Linked DNA regions of Mus musculus: region 1 is linked to region 2. Evidence: chromatin loops called from intact Hi-C (ENCODE). Cell type or tissue: gastrocnemius. All regions are shown on one strand. Links, peaks and the distances in the headings refer to the core of each region. The heading gives the core; the rest is flanking DNA.

Region 1 (2,809 bases), core at 187-2,686, 59 kb before region 2:
TTCTCACTCTAGCCCCAGTATATCTTAGAAGAGCAGTTTGGAATTGAACTCATAAAAATTCTCCTGCCTCAGTCTTCCAAGTTCTGGGATGACAAATCTGAGCTACTATGTCTGGCTTCAACATGCCTTAGAGACAAGTCTGGGTCATCCAGACCTGGTGGCATGTGGCCTAGATACTGGGATGCTCTTTTGTTCCTGCATAAGAAGTGAGTCACACAATTGCATATGCCAGCAAGATTTTGCCGACAGGACCCTGATATAGCGTACTCTAGTGAGGCTATGCCAGTGCCTGGCAAATACAGAAGTGGAGGCTCAGAGTCATCTATTGGATGGAACACATGCCCTCCAATGGAGGAGCTAGAGAAAGTACCCAAGGAGCTGAAGCGGTCTTTAACCCTATAGGAGGAACTAACCAGTACCCCCTGAGCTCCTGTCTCTAGTTGCTTATGTAGCAGAAGATGGCCTAGTGGGCCATTATTGGGAAGAGAGGCCCCTTAGTCTTGCAAACTTTATATGCCCCAGTAGAGGGTTATACCAGGGCCAGGAAGCAGGAGTGGGTGTGTTGGAAAGCATGGTGGGGGCAGGGTATAAGAAAGTTTTGCGATAGAATTTGAATAGTAAATGAAGAAAATATCTAATAAAAAATAAATAAAGTAAATAACTGATAAAAAAAAAGAAGTGAGTCACTCAGATATCTTGCAGACTCTCACAGAAAGAAAGTAAAGAGCCGTCAGTGCCTTTCTTACTGCCCTGCTGATCTTGAAAATAAGCTGATCCTGGATCCTAAGCTCAAGCTGAAGATTTACTGCTGCAAGGAAGACTTCTGCAATGCAGCAGTTCCCACTGGACCATGGACCTGGACCATGGACAGAGGTGCTACTGTTCACCCTGAGCTCAGTCCTCCTGCAGACCTTGCTGTGATGGTCCTCCCAATGACCCCCACCCTTGTCCTTTTATCCTCATGTGCAACCACTCTTTCCTGGAGTCCTCTAGTGATGAATTATGAGTTATAGAAGCTCCAAGGTGGGAGTAGTGTGTGAAATACCATGTTTTGCCTTTATAGCCCTTGCTGGGTAGGTGCCCCACTCCTCTCTAAGGCTTTCAGATCTGTACTTCCTGGAATGTTATTTTGTTGTGGCTTGCAATTCCTGGCCCTGGAGGATGTGGCCAGCACAGGCATGAGCCAGTATTCCAAGGTGTTATGCCATCACCATCCATACATAAGTATCTGGGGTCCTGCAGGGTTCCCATATGTGCCGGTCAATGTCCCCCTTTTGAGTCCAATAAACCCTTCATTCTCCGAGCCAAGATCTCCTGTTTGCCTATGTTACACTGAGTCCACTGAGTCCTTCCTGCCAGTTCACATCTCTGCCCTTTCAGCCTGTCATACTAACTAGTTCATGTTACCCAGCTCAGAGTGGGGGACCTCTTGGATTTGGTGGGCTACCGAAAGGGCTGATACTGGGGAAAGAGAGAGGGACATAAAGAGCACTGTGCTTCATCTGCAGAGGCAAATTCTCTTGCTGAACCCACAGTTTGTGTTGTGGCTGGTTTAGACTTCTGTTCTCTGCCTGGTGAGCAATGGTTGCACTGTGCCTTCTTTATGTAACCATCTCCCTTCACACCCCCATTGGTGGAGATAGAATCCAGGGCCTTATGCGTGTGAAGAAGCATCATCAAGCCACACATCAGCACAGGGCACTTCCAAGGAGCACTTGCTTGTGGTGGGGAAGCCCAGGAGATGAGCAATCAATGGTGGGTAGGGCTTACCCTGTCAGATTCTGTTAGACCAAAGGTGGAAGCTGTTTCCTGCAGGGGCTTTTGGCTTACTTCCTCTGAAATATAATGACTGGATATAGTTCAGTGTAGATCACTACCTGGTGATCTTTTCCTGTCTGATGAGCCAGGCTTAGCCTGCATCTTCAAGTATTTATTTTTTAACTTCCCCAGACCAGTTCCCTTTAAAACCTTGACCATTGCTTCTAGGTTATAAAATTCATCCTTTCAGAGATATCCTTTATTTTACAACAGCCTAAGTCACTATCTAATCTTTGGACCAGGACAACCCTGACACCAGTAGTCATTACATTCACCTCAAACCAGTTGTTCTTCCTAGATCATTATCTTGAGCATTGCTTCTAAGTCAACAAGAAACCATCTTATGGATGAAGCTATATGTAAAGATCTTCAATATAAACATGTCTTAAGCTTTACTGTACTCATGGAGCTGAGTTGATCATCATCTGAACACTTTTTCCAAGTGTGTGCTGTGCCTAATTAAATATGGATAAAATACAATGATCTGGGTCAGACTCTAGAAGTCTTAGCCCAGCACTGGTATTAAAATCAGGCTCTTTGGAGTTTTATTCATACCTCAGCCTTACTATTATTTTCCCCCACCTATTTTATACTCTTTGGAAACACACACACACACACACACACACACACACACACACACACACACACACAACTCATACACACAAACACACACACACGTTGAAAGTAGATTTAATAGATGAGTAAGTTGCAACCCCAAAGCCATCTTGAGTACACTGTGAGGAAGAATTAGGGCCGAGGTTAGACGTAAGAGGTTAGAGGTTAGAGGTTAAAGCACAGAAAAGCAGACCTGGCCAAAGGAGCATCTAGCTGAGCACTGTCCAATTCTTCAAGGCTATCTATTCAGTGGAATCCAAAGCCTGAGACCCCATGCCCCCTTTAGTCTTCCACGAACATCCACTTGTGTATAACCAGATCCTTGGTCTTGATGGAGAAAGGAATCTGTGGATGGGCCTGAAATTAAAAGCAGAAA
Region 2 (2,809 bases), core at 228-2,727:
GTCCCCAGACCCCACTGGGTGGTTTGCACCCATCCCTAATTCCAGTTACAGGAGAACCAAAACTCATTTGCTTAAAACAAGTAGACGGTGCCTGGTAAATGATACTTAAGGGTGTCTTCCTATCTTTGCTGACATTTTGTTACATAATTCATACCTGTGGACCCATATTTATAGACACACACACACGCACACACACACACACACACACGCAAACACACACACACACGCACACACACACACACACACACACACACACACACACACACACACACACACACACACACAGCACAGAGTCAGATCACCCAGTGGCACAGCAGAAAGGGCAACCAGCCTCTCAGACTCTTGCTGTTCCCCAGGCAGTTATATCTAGGAGACCTTCTCTAGGAGACAGGCAGGCTGTAGTCAGGAACAGGAAACTAGATAGTAGGGCAGGGCTGCTTCTGTCTTTTTCTAGTTTTAGGATATGCCTGGAAACTGGCACGTTGGAGGATCTGATATGTCTTAAGTTCTTGTTTTATCAACATTCCTAAGTCATTCCTTCAGCCTAAACTCCAGATTCCTTCATTATATGCAAAGGCTCATTAGATGCTTCCAGCTCTCCTGGTCTGTCAGTGAGCCAGTGAGACCCTAGACATAAAGTACAGGCAGGAGCATCACATGACTGCACTGGTGACAGAGCAGGATGATGAACACCATGCATGCCAGTGAGCAGCCCTACTTTATGATCCACATCTCAGTACATCCCTGGACCCCGACAGCCCCCACTTTGCAGGAGTCCCACTCCAGCCCCAGCAGCGCTCTACTTGGAGAGAGGGGAACCATGGTCCATAACAAGTGCCCAGACATGACATTTTCTCCACCCTCAGCCCTCTCTATATAGGCCACAAAGAACTTACCCACAATAATTTCTGCCTCCTGAGTAACACAGAATCCATCAGGGAAGGGGCAGGTTGTGGTATTGCAGGAAGACTCTCGTGGGTCATCTGGGCAGTGGTAGCACTCCAGCCCCTGAGCTGAGAGAGAAGCCAATGCATGAGGGATAGGGCATACCATTCCTAGCCCAGCCCCCTCCTCTCCAGTGTGTTTACTTAGGTCACCTCCACCAAAAGCACAAGTGAGCCAAGAGCCACCATTGTTCAGTTATGCTCGGTCCTGCTGTCTCAGCTGGCCAGGCCCACAGGAGAGGCCTGCACCCCAAGGGAAACTAGAGACACAGTTACCATATTGGGAACACATAGACACCAAATGTCTGCTGAAGCTGTGAGTGGGTGTATAAGTAGGTAGTGGGGCCACAAGATGGGGAGGACTTTTCTGACCTGTCCAACCCTACACCTGCAGAGCTGGCCCCTGGGTACTGGAGCATGACAGAGCACTGAACTTTCCGGAGTCCAGCTCAAACTGAGGCTCACCATGAGACCTCCTGTAACTCAGATGTAACTAGAAGTCTAGGGGTATCTGAGAGCTCAGACCTCTTAGAGTAGAAAAGTTCTAGCACTGGGACCTCATGTGGCTTGGGCTGGGCATAAGAAAAAGTCAAATGCTAAGAGTTAAGGATTCCAAACAACTTGACTTGGCAGCCGGGTCAAGAAAAGTAGCCTCTGCCAGTTTGCATGCACACAGGCTAGTGTCCTGACTGGGAGGCCAGGGCAGCAGGGTAGAGTCTAAAAGCAGGCTGCTCTGTGTGATCAGGGTTTGTGACTCAGTTATTGAAGTCCACGAGGTAGTGAGGTCTCAGTCCTTCTGGTTTGTGGTGGTGGTTGCAAGGCTGTCACTTGCATGTTTACAGACCCAGTAAAGCACCCCAGGGCAGGGAGCTTCACCCAGGAAGCCAATCCCCAATCCCCTGACCCCAGCACACCTTGTGCACCGGGCACACAATGGAGGTGCAGGTGTACCCACAACCCTGAGGCCCTTTTCCATGTCCATTGTACCCTCCTGTACCTCTCTCATTTTCCAACTCACCTCTTTCTGCACAGAGTAGGGCCACAAAAAAGATGAGCACACAGGACCTTGTAGCGTGAGAACTGTCCATCCTTGAGGACAGGCTTCACAGATAGAACCTTGGAATTTGGAGCCAATTAATAGACCCCCAATCACATCCCTGGGCTCTCACAGGGCTCAGCCATCCAATCTTTCCTAGCTCCAACACCCCACACAGCTTTCCCCAAGGAATACATGTCTGCCTACTTCTCTCATCCACCACCCACCCAGCTTTTCCTTCTTAATCCCACTCCCACTCACAGACCTATCCTGAGGGCTCTTCCCTTTGCCACCTAGCAGCTCCCTCCTGACACCAGTCCTTACTTCCGCTCTGACCAGGTTTCAGGAACAGTGGTAAGGTCTGTCAGAAGTGGACTGAAATAAATACTTTTTCTCAGCTCCTCCCAGCTGGCATCCTGAAAAGGGAGGAGGGCAGTGGGTTTTGGTTCTTACTTCCTAAGGGCCAACATGTTTATTGAGTAAGACTTAGCCAGATTTGTATAGCAGTTGGAGAGGGAGGACTCTGTGGTTGGGAAGGGACCATGGTGCTGGAGGACTAAGAGGGCAGAGGGGCAGGGACCATGGGTGACTTGTGCTTGCCATTCAGAAAGCCAGGGAAGTAGGTAAAATTTTTGGCCCTTTCCTGGGTTTTGTTCTGTTTTGCTTTATGTTTTGTTTTTGTTTTTGTTTCTTTTTGAGACAGAGTTTCTCTGTGTAGCTTTGGCTGTCCTGGGACTTGCTCTGTAGACCAGGCAGGCTCCAACCCATAGCCATCATAGGCGTGTCCAGCAGCTGCTGCTTCTGACACCACCACCAGGCTTTTTCCTGT

The links. Peaks named below come from ENCODE experiments on the same cell type or tissue, not always from the same donor. Only the 100,000 strongest peaks of a DNase experiment are listed, where the experiment ranks them.
Region 1: a loop joins it to region 2, with 22 times the contacts of the local background. A loop is called at or near these places in 15 of 42 quality-filtered maps.

The regions. Positions count from the first base shown.
Region 1 is chr15:75,073,718-75,076,526 of GRCm38, forward strand. It overlaps the pseudogene Gm5960. Among named protein-coding and RNA genes, the nearest start is that of Ly6c1, 26 kb to the left of the region's middle. In gastrocnemius, for the core only: no CTCF peak of the experiment used is centred there; a DNase peak (open chromatin) is centred at 1,247.
Region 2 is chr15:75,132,793-75,135,601 of GRCm38, forward strand. It overlaps Ly6a2 (lymphocyte antigen 6 complex, locus A2), which reads right to left and starts at 2,336. Exons shown (of 4, transcript NM_001378241.1): 1 at 2,305-2,336; 2 at 1,963-2,060; 3 at 897-1,013. The coding sequence starts at 2,032. In gastrocnemius, for the core only: no CTCF peak of the experiment used is centred there; no DNase peak of the experiment used is centred there.